2 separate regions of the Mus musculus genome follow, and region 2 is linked to region 1. The links are chromatin loops, found by intact Hi-C in ENCODE. Cell type or tissue: left cerebral cortex. All regions are shown on one strand. Each heading gives the region's core, and the rest is flanking DNA. Links, peaks and the distances in the headings are about the cores only.

The links. Peaks named below come from ENCODE experiments on the same cell type or tissue, not always from the same donor. Only the 100,000 strongest peaks of a DNase experiment are listed, where the experiment ranks them.
Region 2: it touches region 1 in a loop (2.8-fold over the local background); 10 of 42 quality-filtered maps call a loop at or near these places.

What each region holds. Positions count from the first base shown.
Region 1 is chr2:173,330,521-173,338,850 of GRCm38, forward strand. No RefSeq gene overlaps it. Among named protein-coding and RNA genes, the nearest start is that of Gm36911, 12 kb to the right of the region's middle. In left cerebral cortex, for the core only: no CTCF peak of the experiment used is centred there; DNase peaks (open chromatin) are centred at 4,631, 5,568 and 7,322; H3K27ac peaks cover 707 bases.
Region 2 is chr2:173,275,164-173,283,493 of GRCm38, forward strand. It overlaps Pmepa1 (prostate transmembrane protein, androgen induced 1), which reads right to left and starts at 1,370. Exons shown (of 4, transcript NM_022995.3): 1 at 925-1,370. The coding sequence starts at 1,021. In left cerebral cortex, for the core only: CTCF peaks have their summits at 1,399, 4,187 (motif pointing right) and 5,048; DNase peaks (open chromatin) are centred at 364, 875, 1,409, 1,906 and 1 more place; H3K4me3 peaks cover 1,487 bases; H3K27ac peaks cover 1,064 bases.

The DNA of each region.
Region 1 (8,330 bases), core at 41-8,040:
GAGACCCATTAGCTCATACGCGACTTTCAGCAGAAAACCTGACTTAAGTTTAGCACTGGGCTCCAGGACTGTTCAATATGCATGTGCTAGACAGTGCACAAGAGGAGAAAGAAGGCCTGATGTGCCAACGAGGCCTCAATTAGAAAGAAACTAGAGATGAAATCTGTCCAAGCTCTATTCTGTGTCTGATCTGCCTGCAGCCTATGGCTCTGGCAATTCACAGCAGGCATCCAGCTACTCTTGACCACTCTGCATCGCCGAGGTTGGGGAGGAGTGGGTGTCTTTGTCTGGCCTCACAGTCTTCTCTTGGTTCCTTGGGGGTGCATCTAAAGGTGCTGACATGTGCCTGTCCGTGGCTGGGGTGCTGTCTTAGCCAGGGCAGCCAGAGCCTGTTGCAGGATTGCTTACAGCCCCATGGGTGTTATTCTAGATCCCAGGGCACAGACTCTGTCAGACCTCTGGGCCTCAGCTTCATTCTCCCCATTAGGCCTGACGTCTCTCAGAGACACCGGTCAGGTGTCAGGCTAGGCCACTCTTGGGTCTGATAGTGTCTAGCTCCAGGCACTTCACAAAAGCCAGTTAGACTGTCAGCCTCAGAGCTGGAAGAGGCAGCCAGAGGTGCCCTCCCCACGCTGTGTTCCTGCCTAAAATACTACAGAGATGTCATGGGACCCAGGGCAGGGCCACCAGACTCCCCACCCCAGACTATCCCTTCCCGCTGCCCCAGACTATGACCCCTACCCTCCTTTTCCTTATTGTGCTTACCCCTGGGGGTAAAACATTTCCTGGCTATGGCTGAACTTACCCATCACTAAGTTTGGGTCTAGAACAATGCAGCCTGAGGTCTTCATAAATTGGTGGCTTCCTGTGACTTGTCATGACACTCGCTAGTATACAGAGCAATCTCATGTGTATGTGTGTGTGTGTGTGTGTGCATATGTGTGTGTGTATGAGTGTATGTGTGAGTGTGTGAGTGTGTGTGTGTGTGTGTGTTGCGTCAAAGCATCTCTCAGCATGGACTGGGTGTCCCATGAAAGCATCTGCTTCTGTCCCTTGGTGACCCTCCACCCCCTTCCCCAAGTAACACCACAGAAAGGGAGAGACACACACAGAGATAGAGACAGACACAGAGAGACAGTGACAGAGAGACAGAGACAGACATAGAGACAGATACACAGACTAGTCTGCACCCAGCTGCCTCAGTTCTCCCAGCAGTGCTTATGAATAAAGAAGCTTGCTCAATTGCAATTCTAGAATACATTAATAATTGACCAAAGATCATTCAAAGACTGACTTCAGAAATCTTTATGCTAGTCTGAACTTTTCTATTTTATACAGTTTCATTTTGCATGCGTATGTTTTAGCACAGGCAAGCCCTGCCTGTGTTCAATCTCCAGACTAAAAACAATAAACAAGAACCAGAACTGTGTGAACTGTGAGCCATTTGCACTGTGTTTCCCCCAACTCAGTGTGAACTGTGAGCCATTTGCACTGTGTTCCCCCAACTCAGTGTGAACTGTGAGCCATTTGCACTGTGTTCCCCAACTCAGTGTGGACTCTGAGCCCTTCATCCTGTGTCCTCAACTCAGTGTGAACTGTGAACCCTTTGTGCTGTGTCCCTTCAAATCAGTGGGAACTCTGAGCCCTTCATCCTATGTCCCCCCAACTCAGTGTGAGCTGTGAGATCTTCTCCCTATGTCCCCTCAAGTGGGTGTGAACTGTGAGTCCTTTGCCTTGTGTCCCCTCAACATGGTGTGAACTGTGAGCCCTTTGCCTTGTGTCCCCCCCCAACATGGTGTGAACTGTGAGCCCTTTGCCTTGTGTCCCCTCAACATGGTGTGAACTCTGAGCCCTTTGCCTTGTGTCCCCCCCCCAACATGGTGTGAACCGTGGGCCACTTGCCTTGTGTCCCCCCCAACATGGTGTGAACTGTGAGCCCTTTGCCTTGTGTCCCCCCCAACATGGTGTGAACTATGAGCCCTCTGCTTTGTGTCTCCAGTGGAAGCTTTGCACACAGCTGCACTTCGGTGTGACACATAAGAAAGTGCATCAACAGCACCTTTGTATATTCTTTGGCTTCCTTAGGAATTCTTGTATTCATTTTGGTTGTGGATTCTAGTCACATGACTGCCTGTGCAGGCTCCTTTCTCTATTACCCCAGCTGAGACACTGAGGAGTTGGGACACCACTGGGAGCCAAGTCACCTACAGGTGGTAAAGCTATATAATTTCTCCTAACAGAATCTGTAACAGCCAGGCAGACTGTCTTAGTTAGATTTCTATCACTGTGATAAACACACCACCAAAAGCAACTAGGGGAGGAAACATTTAGTTCTGCTTCCAGCTCTCAGGTCATTCCTGAGGGAAGTCATGCAGGAACTCAAGGCAGGGACTGGGAGCAGAGATCTTTGAGGAATGATGCTCACTGGCTTGCTCCTCATGGTGTGCTTAGCCCCCTTCTTTATATAACCCAGGACCACCAGCCTCAGGGTAGCATTGCCCATAATGAACTGGACTCTCCCACATCAATCATTGATTAAGAAAATGTCTCATACAAAGAGTGGAGCAAAGACTGAAGGAAAGGTCATCCAGAGACTGCCCCATCTAGGGATCCATCCCATATGCAGACACCAAACCCAGACACTATTGCTGATGCTAAGAAGCACTTGCTGACAGAAGTCTGGTATAGCTGTCCCTTGAGAGGCTCTGCCAGAGCCTGACCAATACAGATGTGGATGACGTATGCAGCCAACCATGGGACTGAGAGTGGGAACCCAGTGGAGGAGTTAGAGAAAGAACTAAAGGAGCTAAAGGGGTTGCAACCCCATAGGAAGAACAACCATATCAACCAACCAGACCCCCCCCCCCCCAGAGCTCCCAGGGACTAAACCACCAATCAAAGAGTACACATGGAGGGACCCATGCCTCCAATTGCTTATGTAGCAAAGGGTGGCCTTATTTGGCATCAATGGGAGGGGAGACCCTTGGTCGTGTGAAGGCTCGATGCCCGAGTGTAGGGGGATGCTAGAGTGGTGAGGTAGGAATGGGTGGGTGGGTGGAGGAGCACTCTTATAGAAGCAGGGGGTAGGGGGGATGGGATAGGGGGGTTGCAGAGGGGAAACCAGGAAGTGGGATAACATTTGAAATGTAAATTAATAAGATAACCAGTAAAAAAAAGAAAGAAAGGAAGGAGGGAAGGAGGGAGGGAGGGAGGAAGAGAGAGGGAGAGAGAGCGAAAGAGAGAGAGAATGAGAGAGAGAGAGAATGAGAGAGAGAGAGAGAGAGAGAGAGAGAGAGAGAGAGAGAGAGAGAGAGAGAAATGTCCCATAGGCTAGCCTACAGGCCAGTTTTATGGAGGCATTTTCTTAATACTGGTTGCATCTTCTCAGATAATCTCACTTGTGCTGAGCTACAAAGATACTTACTACCCAGCACAATGACCCACAGACCATGTGCATGGCCAATCTCTGTCACCAGATTCCACTATCCATTGCCTGCCTGGACTTGGTGTAGAGCCGGAATCCCAGGCCACTGGAATTCAGACTCCTCTGTGGAGATAGCTAGAGGTGCAAATGGCTCAGTATCCTGCCAGAGAGGCCCAGCCCAGCCCAGCCCAGCCCAGCCTCACAGGTTTGTGCTGCTTGTCTGAGACCCACCCACTAAGTAAGAAATAAGCAAGACACAAGTCAGGGTCCTAGTTTGGCCTGACCCTGTGCTGGTAGCCACAGCAGGCCATTCCTATGGGGCAAGCATTTGCCTCACAGCCAGATTCTATTCTGTCCCATCCTATTTCAGCTTATCTTTTACCCCTGCGCAGAGGCTCTGGGAGACTGGTAGCCCCACCCTGTGTCTCTAACTCAGACTTGTACATCCCCTGTCTCAGTGCAAGGATTTTCCATTGCTTCTGGTCTCCCAGACCCGAGAAAGGACAGCACACAGACACCTCCCCTGTGACAGCAGAACAATTGGGGTCTTCCCAGAGATGTTTGCCCTTGGTCTTGGATACTTGTTGATGCGACTGGGGTACAGAGAAAGGAGACCTGCTTCCCTGTACGCAGTTAAAAGGTGACAATTTCGTGATTAATCCACAGGGTCTGTCGCCTGCCTGTTCCCTCTGGTCTTGACTTCAGAAGCCAGCCAGACCTCTTCTTCAAAACCACGACTGTTGTATGTGCGTTTGACCCTCACCGGGACAGGGCCATTTTCTCCCACACCCCCCATTCCCTTCAGGGGTGCCTGCCTCATTTGGTATCCAGAGCTCTGATGACTTCTGTGGATCCACAATGTTTCCAAAACATCCCCTTCTTTTCCTACCCCTGGGGAGAAGCCTGGAATTTGGGATATTCATCTTGCCTGGTGAGCAAAAGCTTAAATGAAATCCGCTTTATCTGCGGGAAGCTGTCAGCTGATAAAAAGGGCAGGGAATTAACACACGGGTAAGCCAGGAGCTCCAGACAGCAGCGCCTAGCTTTCCACTCAGTTCCTGCAGAAGCCGCCGCCGGGGGGACTTCAGTGTCTGACCCCCAAAACCTGTCTAGACGTTTCAGACATTTGGTAAACAAATGAATTGCTGCATAGGCAGCTGGAGCAGAGCAGGGGGTGTCTGCCACCTCAGGGCGACTGCAGGAAGATTCACACCCGGCTGGAAATGCTCTCCCGGAGGATAACAAACACAGCAGCTTCCCTGCTTTCCAGAAAGTTCTTTTCTGGGCCAGAACCCCATGAAGGAGCCTCCATTTCTCCTGGGAAGTGTACTTTTGATTTCTAAAGATGTTTTCCCATTTCCACAGCCATATGGGAGATGCGGGTTCCCCAGAGTGTGTCTGTCAGACCTACAGTGAGAGGAACAGCTGGCGGCTGTCTTTTTAGGCCATGCCCTGTCCTTCATGTTCCAGTGAACTTCTCAGAACCCTGGTTCAGGGAGGCGGAGGCTGGAGATCAAGGCAGAGGCAGGTGCAGATGCTACCGTGTGTTAACTTTTGGGTTCCACAATCTCACATCCAGGGATGCCACTTTGCTATGTGTGGGAGGGAGGTTGCAAGGTGATGAGAAAAAGCCTCCTGCTTTTTATGCATGGGAAAGAAAAAAGGCCGGTAAAGAGAGGCCTCCTGGACCAGGTGACGCTGGGCAAGGGACGCAGGAAGGGGCATGGTGATGTGTCCCTAGCCTGCTTCTCCTCACAGCACTTGCCTTTTCAGAAGGCTGGTAGCCAGGTCACCGCTGCACCCAAGGGCACTGGGACAGTGGGGTGTTATGGAGCCACCGGGGGGGGGGGGGCTGGAGGCGTTCTGACCAGGGTGAGAGGGTAGCTGCAAGCTGTCACTCACAAAAGTGTTTTCCAGAAGCTCTCCAGAGCACCTTAGACATCAGTCCTCAGAACACTGGGTTTTCTGGTCTCTGCCTTCTCACCCTGCCTGTCCGTGGTAGCGGTGGGGGGGGGTGGGGGAGTGGGAAGAGAGAAAGGAGCTGAGTACAGCTGGCTGCCCTGTTTGTCTCTTTCTCTGGGCCAGAGAACAGTCCCGTGAGTGGAGTGACCGGGGTCCAGACGTCTCTGCCAGCTGGCAGGAAGACAAGCAGGCTGTCTGGCTGCAGAGCCTCCGGTGTGGTGAAGGAGGTAGGAGCTGAGCGACAGAGGAAGGAAACCGGAGGCTGAGTGAGATCCTCAGGCCTGGGATTCAGGAACAACTTTTTATTGTTCCGTCCTGCAGACAGCTTGGGAAAGTGCCCCCGTCTCTGCACAAGTGGGTCTCCAGTCTCAAGTCATTGCTAAATAACACTTTCCAAGATTCTGACTCTGGAAGGATGTGACAATCTCCATCACGGCCAGGGTGCAGGGTGTGTGTGCAGGTTGTGTGTGTGTGTGTATGTGTGTATATGGTGTGTGTGTGTATGGAGGCTATGTGTGTGTATGCACGTGTGTGCAGGCTGTGTGTGTGTGCGTAGACTGTGTGTGTATATATGTGTGCAGGCTGTGTGTGTGTGCAGGCTGTGTGTGTGTGCAGGCTGTGTGAGTGTGTGAAGGCTGTGTGAGTATGTGCAGGTGCATGCTGTGCGTGCATGCTGTGTGTGTGTATATGCAGGCTGTGTGTGTGTGTGTGTGTGTGTAGGGTGTGTGTATGTGTATGCTGTGTGTGTATGCAGGCTGTGTGTGTGTGTGTGTGTGTGCAGGCTGTGTGTATGTGTATGCTGTGTGTGTGTGTGTGCATGCTGTGTGTGTGTGCATGCTGTGTGTGTGTGCAGGCTGTGTGTGTGTGCTGTGTGTGTGCATGTGTGTGTGTGTATGTACACAGAAGTGGTATTGGCACAGCCAGACAGGACAGGAACAGGGCTTCAGGCTGGGCAGGGGCCATAGGGGCTCCACCTACCCCATGCACCAACACTCCTCACTCCAAAGTTCCCAGTCTATTGTCCCTTAACCCCAGAGTCTGGGAAATTTAGTAACTACATATGTAACTCAGGCAAAGGAACAATTGAAGAAGCTGAACAAACCAGAAACTATACACTTCAGAAACTTCCAGAAACTATGCACTTCATTATCCTTCAAAATATACTGTGTGACCCAAGCTGTTCTCAGACTCTGGCCAGTCCTCCTGTCTCAGCCTCCTAAGTGTTCAGATTACAGATTTACACCACTAGGCCCGGATTAAATCATGACTCTTGACAGCCAGACTTCTTCCTCTTAGGGCCAAACATGGCTGCTGAACCTCATGATATGCCTGTGGGTGTAGCTTGTAGTGTGAACAAGGCCTGAATGTGACATCTTGGGAGCACTCCACCGTGCTCTGAGAACACTGATACCATGAAAAGTCCCCACCGGAACAGCTGGAGAGACGGCTCAGCAGTAAAGAGCACTTGCTGCTCTTTCAGAGAACCCAGGTTTGGTTCTCAGCACCCTCACAGTGACTCACAACCATTCGTCCCTTCACTTGCAGGGGATCAGACTCCCTCTGTTGACCTCTGGGCAGCAGGCATGCACATAGTACATAGACACGAACGCAGGCAAAACACGCGCATACATCTGCATTGGTTACTTTCTATCGCTGCGATAAAGCCCTGTGACTGAGGTCACTTTTAATCCCACTGGTCGAGAATAAGACCACTATTAGGATTTTTGAGCCAATTTTGAAGTAATTTTATTAAAAACTGGCCAGAATGATGGACATTGGCCAGGCCCAAACCCAGGATTCCCCAAAAATAGCTGTGAATTCTGTTAGTTCTGTGTTTCTACAGGCAACACCCTCAAGACTACATACTTCCTGCCTTGGTCCAGTTTGCCGCAAGCATGCATCCTGGTGCACTTCCTGCCTACATAACTCCCACTTCCGTGTGGTCAAGCGCAGCCTGTGCCGTCGGGGCAACCAACCTTGTTTAGAGAAGTGAAAGCACATGGCTTGTTAGTGTGCATGAGCAAAAGCATTCCAGAACCTCAGGAAGTTATTTGGCTTTGGGCAAGTGGGACTTATAGGCTAGAGGCATTTTTGTTTTATAGATCTCTTAAGCATAGCAATCTTAACTTGAAACATAACTTTAGTTGGGCTTTGTGGTTCCAGAGGGTTAGGGTTCATGATAGTAAAGCAAAGACATTTGAAAGCTCATTTATCTAAATGCAAGCCAGAGAGAGAGAGAGAGAGAGAGAGAGAGAGAGAGAGAGAGAGAGAGAGAAGAAGAAGAAGAAGAAGAAGAAGAAGAAGAAGAAGAAGAAGAAGAAGAAGAAGAAGAAGTAAAAATGGTGCAGGTATTTTTAAAACCTCAAAGACCTGTGACATACCTCCTCCAACAAGGCCACACCTCCATATCTTCCTCAAATAGCCACCAACTGGGGACCAAGTAGATCACTCTCATTTAAACCACCGCATACACACAAATAAAATGCATCTCAAACAAACAAACTCCCAATGTTCCCCTATGTATTTCTGTTATTTTGAATCTCACTGTTGTTGTTCTGAGACAAGGTCTCATGTAGCCCAGGCTGGCTTCAAACTTGCTATGTAGCTGAGGATGGCCTTGAACTCATGCCCCCCTCCCTCTACCTCCCTAGTGCTAGGATTACAGATGTGTGGCACCGCTCGTTTGGCTTGTGTGATTTACATGGACAATGGATGACTCCTGTACAATGTAAGAGGCCTGGGCAGAGTTCTCTGTGTGTTGGCCCAGGGATGCTACATCAAAACCAGAGACCTCTGTCACAGCTCTCCAGAGCATCAAGGTTTCCCGAGGTGTCCCCGCCCTAGGAATGGATTTTTATTCATGCAACGGGCTCTGTCAGGCTGCTCAGAAAGAGCTGTTTTCTTCCTTTGTGCCTGGAGGCCAGTTCAGACCTGAGACCCAGCC
Region 2 (8,330 bases), core at 304-8,303, 55 kb before region 1:
TCGCTGATCTCAACTTCTGGAGGTGCAGGATGGGGTTCAAACGGGGCACTCACCACCCTGAGTCTACCACCTCCAAGGAGGTCTCAACACAAACAGCCCCAAAACTTTGACTCATTTGTAACCACCGTCCCAGCCAGAGTGAGCCAAGCAGTCCAGACAGAGGCTATTTATAGGAGTCCGGGACAGACATTCACAATGACACACACTGGGGATCCGCGGTGGGCTAGACGCGCCAGCGCTGAGCCCTGGATTCAGACACCTGAACACAAACGGTCCTTAAATCTGGCTGGATCCAGATCATATCCCCAACCCCCGCCACGAGCACACAGCAAATCAGTCACACTGAGATGCAGGAACACTCGGACACGCACTCGGCCGGCACAGACCGCGACTCTGAACCACAGACACCAAAAGACGCGCGGAGACTCAGACAGACAGACTAGCGCACTCTACATACGCACGGAAACCCGGGACGCATCGCCATGGCCACTCCAGACACACGCCAGGAGCCCCAGACACCTCCCGGGCCAGACAGTGTCTCCCCCGCCCGCTCCCCCGCCCAAAGTTGATAAAGAGCCTAATTGCTCCATCGCCGCGGCCCCTAGGGAAAACGGAATGGAAACTTCCCCGACCCGGCTCCCCTGGCCCTCCCAAGAGGCGCGACGTCCCCGCCGAGCCCCGGGTCCGAGTCGGGCCGGGCGGGGCGCGCGCGGCGGGGACCGTGCCAGGCTCGCAGCGCCGCGGGACAAAGCCGGGCCGGCCGCCAGCTGCCGCGAGCCTCCGGGAGGGCGCGCCCCGGGCGCGGCGAGCGCAACCGGGGAGCCTGGGCGAGGCAGGCGCGCGGCCCCCGAGTCCCCACGCGATCCCGATGTCCCGGGCCGGGGATCCCACGGGGCTGTCCCGGGGGGAACAGGGCACACTCACTGATCTCCATGCTGGGGAACAAAGAGCGCTGGCAGTTGCACGCGCAGGAGACATTGGGCTGCCCGGCGGCGGCGGCGGCGGTGCCGTTGACCCCCATCAAGCGGTCACGGGCGGCGCGGGGCGCGAGGCGCGGGGCGCGGGGGCGGCTCCGGCCGGCGCGCGGGGCTCGGGCCCCGCATACAGCGAGCAGCGCGGCGCGGGCTCGGGGCGCCGCCGAGGTCCCCGAGGCGAGCTGGGTCCCCCGGCCGCCGAGCGGGAGCCCCGGGGCGGCGGGCCGTGGCCGCGGGCGGCGTGCGGGGCACGGGCGGGCGGCCGGGGCACGGGGCCGCCGGGCTCAGCCTGCGCGCCGGCCGATCCGCAGCTGAGCGCCGCCGCCCGCTCCTCATTCAAGTCCAAGGAGATCGGGTTGCGCCGCGCGCCCGCGGTCGGAGGCAGGCAGACGGTCTGACGTCAGCGCTAGACGGGGCTGCCGGTTCCCACCGCGCGGGGGCCGCGGAGGGGGCGCGCGCTGCGCCAATCCCCGCCGACGGCCCCCGCACCCTCCTCGGCCCGGGGGGCGGGCCCGTCGCTCGCGGGGCGGGCTCTTAAAGGGCCCGAGCCTAGCGTCCATGTAGACCGGTCGCCGGCGCTGCGTAGACCCAGCGCCCTCGAGACTCCGCAGGCCCGGTCCGCGGGAGCCCCCGTGCCTGCGGCGGTCACAACACAGAACAAGAATCAAGACGAAAAGTTAAGGTGTTCTCCTCTCCAACTCCTGCCCCTGGGGCCCTCCACCCAGGCTTTTGGGGGCACCCGAAGACTATAAGGTTTCTGGGGCGCCTTGGAAGAGTTTAATGCATGGAGATCAGAGCATGGAGGGTCTGGAGTAAAGACCCATCCATAGCTGTATTTCTCAGGAGACTGAGAATTAGTCTGAGCCCCTCCGCAACCCCCAACCCCGCGCGGCTCTTTAACTGGGCCTTTTGGATAGACTGGAATTTCTGTAGACACGCCCCGAGAAGCGCCCCCTGGTCCTTGCCTTGTAAATTAGTGCCCGGGACTGGGGGTGAGAGTGTGTGTGTGTGTGTGTGTGTGTGTGTGTGTTACTATTATGGGACACCCAAGCAGTTACACACCCTCACCCTCTATCTGCCGCCCCAAGGGCCACCGACTGGGTTGTGTGGCTCAGAGTGTAAAAGGGGGTCAAGGGAGGGTGCTTTTTGTTCATTAAGTTTTAATTAATTACTGGAGAGCTATGGGAACCCGTGCTCTGGCTTCAAAGATATTAAACTGTTACATAAGAGGCCTCCCATCCCTAGCGCAAAGCCAGCCTCAAATATGAAGTACGCCTCCTTGACCCATTCCTAAACTTTCAGTCGCCTGGCGTGCCTACTGTGTGCCAGAAGCACACCAGATAGTAATGTCTCCCATAGCAACTTGGGGAGACAAATTATTATTTGGCTTCATTTTACAGCCAGAGAAAGTGTTCGGTTCAGCTAAGCACAGCGGTGAAGGCTCAGGAAGACGGAGCCTAAGTTCTGCACAGCCTGATGGAGTACCTGTCCCTGCCCACGAGGGATCCAAGGACTTTAAGGGGCTGTGTCCCTTGTCATTAAAGAAGGGGAAAGCTTTCACAGGTTTTTGTTATTTATTTTTAATAGACTGGTGAATAGGTGAAGCTGAGAGAATAGTTTTCAGAGCAGCCCAGGAAGTGGGTTCCTCTGCCTAACCTTCCGTGACCTTCCTGGAGGAGCCACCGCGGAGCCCAGTGTCCTCCCAGAGGGAGGTTCCAAGGTGCTTAGTCCATTTGTTTGAAATAGCAGCTCAATCTTGCTTTTTGTTTTTAATATTTATTTTTTTATATATGTATGAATGCTTTGCCTGTGCGTGTCTATGCGACGTGTGTGTCCTTTATGTCAAAGGCCAGAAGGCCATTGATCGATCCTCTGGGAACTGGAGTTACAGATGGTTGTGAGCCACCGTGAGGGTGCTGGAAACTGAACCCAGGTCCTCTGGAAGAACAGTAAAGTACTGTTAAGGGTTGAGCCATTGCTCCAGCTATAAGCTCAGTCTTAAAGCCAGGACAGGGCAGGGGATTCATTTGTTCTTGTTCTAACGCAGGTGGCAACTGTGTCTCTTCCCCACGAGTGCGGGGCCCCAGCCTCACAGTCTTTCAAGATTGGCTAGTTTTAAATGGATCTTGGCAAAGGAAAGGAAGGCTCAGCTGCATCAGGACTGTTCAGTTCTGGGAAGGGGTTGGCGGGATGCTTTGCAAAATCAAAAGGTGGGGGAGATTTACAAAAACATTTTGTAAGTTGGAGGAATTTAAAGGTTTGAATTCCTTTGCATAAAAGTTCCTACAAGGTAGGTGTGTGTGTGTGATTTTGGTTGGGGGTAGGGGGTGTTGTGGAATACTGGCCCCTAGCAGGTTACCCTTTATGGAAAAATATTTTAAAACCATCCCCCCCCCACCCCCATGGGGCCAATAGAGATTGCTATGGCTACAGTCTTCTTCCAGCAATCCGTTCTGCTATTCTATCAACAAACTGTGAGAGTCTGGGACCTTAGCAAAGGAATTCAGTGGCGCAGCTCTCGTCCTTCAGAGGCCTTACAGGAGATCTGGCTTGTCCATCCATGGGAAACGTCTTGACCGTTGGCTATATTGGAAACGAGGAAGCTTTTAATTTAGTTTTTAACATGTGTGCATGCGCATGTATGTGTGTGTGTCAAACTCGAGGCAAGAGTCTGAGCTGCCTGCCTAACATTTCAAAATTCTCCCAGCAGCCCCTGGTCCCTATCTGTTACAGGGTATGGTGGGCATACCCCTGCCCTCTACCCTGAACTCTCCAGCCCTTCCCCCGGAGGCTCTTCTCTATATAACGCATATACAGTTTAGTTACCCGCCCTGTCCTCCTTTTGAACCTTTGACCCCTGGCTGCTCTCCTTGGTTCCCCTCTCTCCCTTGCCCTCCTCCTCTCCCTAACGGTTCAAGGTCATGACCGTTCTAGACTCTCCCTAGTGCGTCTGCCTCCGGCTGTGCTCTCCCACAAGTCTATAATAACTGGTCTCCTACCTAGGAACAGTCCTGTTCTTTCCTTTCTGTTTTGATTATTTTTCATCCAGGTCACATGTGCGTGCATGCCGGTCAGAAAATGACTTGCAAGAGTTGATTCTCCTTCCAGTTGGGTCCCCGGCAATTGAACTGAGGCCCTCTGGCTTGGTGGACAGCCAGGTCCTTAACCTACTGAGCCATCTTGCTGGCCTTTTATGTGTAATGCTAAGTGTGTGGGGGGTACCTGGGGAGGCCAGCAGGGGGCGTCAGATCTTCTGCAGCTGGGGTTGCAGGTGGATGTAAGCTATGCGACATGGGTGTTGGAAACCAAGCTCGGGTGTTCGGGAAGAGAGTTCCTGCTCTTAACCACAGAGCCATCTCTCCAGCCCGAGAGGAGGTAGCTTTTACACAGCAGAGGAGGTTAGACGGTAGCAGGTAGAACCAACCAATAAATTCAATGAGTTGGAAAACAACCAACCTTCCCATTGCCCTGACCTCCCACTGACCTGTCTGGGGTGACAGCTATGACCACCATTTACTGGGTGCTACAGTGTGACCTTACTCTGTTGACCCCATCACAGTAAAAATGAGATTGGATGGCTTCATGGTGTCTGGGCCTACCTGCCGGGCATAGAGCTTAGTGAGCACGGCTGTGTGATCTCAGTTGAGTGTCTTCACCTCAGTTTGTTTTCCTCCTCTGCAAAATGGGACAGCGGGTGATGGCAAGGTCATAACAGGGCTTCAGAGAGGGAGTTCAGGCCTTGAGTGTGTGTGTGCGGGGAGGGGGCGAGCGGGAGGGGGTTGGCAGGGGGAGGGGGAACATAGCAATTCTTGCTCACTGAATCCTCAGGGCACCCCTGGGGAGGGAGGAGTCTGCGATCATTAATGTCCATTTTGCAGGCCAGTAGACTGATGGCTTGCCTATGAAAAGGCCCTTGGCTAAAGCAGTCGGTAGGAGAGGGAAGAGTTCTGGAAAGACCATGGGCTACACTGTTAGCACCCCCCGGGGGCTTTCAGGTGTGGGGGCTGCTGAGAAAATCCAGGACACGTGATTAAATCTGAATTTCAGACACCCCTTGTGCAGTACCAGTATCTACCTCACGGTATTTGGGTCACACCTATGCTAAAGTGTATGTCTGAGCTAAAGCTTTCAATGACCTGAATGAATGGCTGTTATTTGATGGCCCAGGTACCTCTGGTTGTGCTGAGAACTTGGCTGTGAGGCCAGAGCCCACTGTCGGGATGAGTGCCTTCTGTCCAGAGGGAGTGAAGCAGTGTCAAGATGGCGTTAATGAAGGTGGGGGACTCCTTCTGCCAGGAGTGGTGTGCTCCTCACCACCAGGCTAAGGGACACAGGTCAGAGAAAGAGTTTCCTCCCTCGTTCCCTTTGTCAGGTACCCGGGGTTGACACCTGCCCTCGCAATACCCGAGCCACATTCATAACCTTCCTTTTTAAAATAGCTCTATGTTGCCTTGGATGACCTTGAGCTTGCAATCTTTCTGCCTCAGCCTCCCAAGTAATTGTGCTATCATGCCTGGCTAGGTTATTTGTTCATTAGACAACAAACTGTCCTCCTAGTCTAGGCTGGGCTCTGTGTGGCCCACTGGTGTAGGGGCTGAAAGCAAGACAAGCTGAGACCACAGACATGGCAGCTAAGCTGGAGTCAAGGCCCAAGGGGTCCTCTCGCTCTGAAGGCCAGATGGGAGCCATCCTGTCCTGGTAGCGGCCCTCCTGGGGTGCATATTCTTGGAGGTGAGGCAGACCAGACTGTACATGTATGGACATGAATCTGGTGATAACTCAGAGACAGATGCAATGGAAGATCAGACAGCAGAAGGACTGAGGCTAGGAAGCTGGGGCAGCCTTTCTGGGAAGGCAGAGCCAGGTGAGAGTGACGCCACTGAGGTGGCAAATGCCAGGCAGGGTTAAAGCTGTGGGTGGTATTGGAGCTAAGGGCCCTCTTGGTCTCAGGAAGTCTGGAGTTGGGGAATCTATTTCCCAATCCAGCTATGGTCACAGAATTATGAAATGGTTTTGTGTCCCCAGGGAACTGGCGGGGCAGGCCTTTCAGGGACTCCAGACAGCATGGCCCTGTGCCCTACCTCTGAGCTGGATCTGCTCCAGAGGAACATGCAGAGAGAATCGGGCTTGTCCTGGCCATGAGGGGGCTTTGCTTTCTTCGTGGCCAGTGCGAAGCCAGCTGCAGGTTAGGCTCCTTCTCTGAGCCACACACTCACAGGACCTCAGGCTCACTCCAAAGGCCCGGGGCTCGGCTCCCAGATCCTCTGACCATGTTGTCACAAACTGAGTGATGGTTAATACTTTTTGAGCAGAGGCCTTCAAAAGTCCTGTGGCCAGCCTTGTGCAGGTGCCAGATTCACACTGGCTGCCAAATGAGGGTGAGCAGGAGTCAGCATGGGGTTTGACTGGGCCTGATGGAGTCTGGCAATGTCTTTATGGTGCCCACTGGCTGCCAGAGGCTGGGCACTCTGGAAAGTCATGGCTCAGTCAACAAAGGGCTTGCTGTGAGAGACCTCACTGGGGCCAGTCCTCCCCCTCCCTACCTCTGGCCACCGCCCCTTTCACAGGGACCAAGCAGCCGTTGGAGAAGCAGTCCCAGGCAGCCCTAGGTGGTTTCATGACTCACCATCCCAGATCTTCTCCTGGCTTATGACCTTTGAAAGTCCTTCCAGCTGAGGCATTTCCCCCAGGTCATTCCCAGCATGCCTTGAGCCAGGCTTAGTCTCTCTGGACTTTCTCCAGGCATGTTTTACTTAATGTTTATCGGGGCCTGCCTGCCCCTCACATTCTTCCTTGTAATTCCATAAATATGCCTGGGGTCCCACCGGGAACTAGTTCTTACGATACTGTACCACACAAAACCTGGAGTCCAAGCTATTATTGTTCTCATTTGACAAAGGAGGGACACTGGGGTTTGAGGTAAGGGTGAGTTTAGGAGGAGATGCGGAAGCTGGATGCTTGGGTCTGAAACCACAGTGGGGCAGATGGCCCTCTGCATCCCTGCCCTGACCCCACCCTTCTGCCTCGGTGCTGCTAGACATCTCAGGCCCCTCCAACCTTGTGAACTCCAAGATCTCCATTCACCTTTCTTCATTGTTCCCCTTTTATACAAGCTTATCTAGGAGGCAGAATGGCTGTGTCTACAGCAAGGCCAGAGAAGCTGGTGAGGTGAGAGACAGACACTTCTGGATGCCTCGTGAGTGACCTGGCCCAGTGACCTCACCTCGCCGAACCTAGGTGGCAGCGGGGCAGAATTTCACAATGAGGGTGAAGAGCAGTAACTCCGCAGAAGCAGCCTATGCATGCTCATGAGGTCCTGATTGCTGGCACTTGCCTGGCCATGTCAGGAAGACAAGCCCGCATAGCTTCTTCCCTGTGGGTCCCCATGGCCTTTGAGCTCTGTGGCGCAGTAGAGGCTCTGTGGTTCTCTGAGGACGGCCAGTCACATAAGCATGCAGATCATACTGGAGGCAACTTCATTCCTTGATAATGGCTCTTTCCTCTCTGCCCACTGTGTACCAAGTACCTAGAAGCCTGTTCAGCACCTACCAAGAACAAGTACTTCCCTGGTTATAGCAGAGAGCCATAGCGTGTCAATGTGCACGTGTGTGTACATGTTGCATGTGTGGTGAGCTTGTGAATACACGCTATTTTCATGTATATATGTGCACCTGCAGATCCATGCAGTGTGATCCCTGTGTGTCTAGCGTAGCAAGTTTTCTTGATTGTGTATTGCATGTTAAGTGTGAACACAGGAACTTAGCTGTAGGGCACACATGTCACCATGCTTTAAGGTCCCAACAGTAAGCCAAAGAGGCTTAGCTCAACAGCCATGACATCCATGCCCAAGACAATGGCATCTGTCTGTCCCCGTCCTTCACATCGGTCCCCACTCCAGAGGACAGCTGATTCCTGAAAGACAGGCTTTGGAACTGCAGCAGGAAGGCAGAAGGCAGAAAGGAGGGAGGATGAGAAGGAAAGGACCCTTTCAGACAGTCCTGTCTGCTCACGAGTAAGCCGAGGGAGGCCTGGGACGGACACCATAGCTTAGGTAAGGTGTTTCTGAAAGCCAGAGCTGAGCCCAGGCTCCCTCCTGGCTCTAGACGGAAACCCTCGGGCTCCTTGTTGGTTTTCAGTAGCCTGGTGTCTACACCTTTATACTGCAGGTTGAGCTTCAGGCTGCCTGAAAGAGTCCAGATGTTCACTGTATGGCTAAACACTCCCCAAAGAACTATCTTCAAGTTGACTTAATGGGTCAGAAGTACTTGCAAAAATTTCTGCATCTGTTGTCAAGAATAATGCATGTAACTGGTTAATACTATAAAGTGGTTCTCACCTATGTGATGGCTTCTTTCT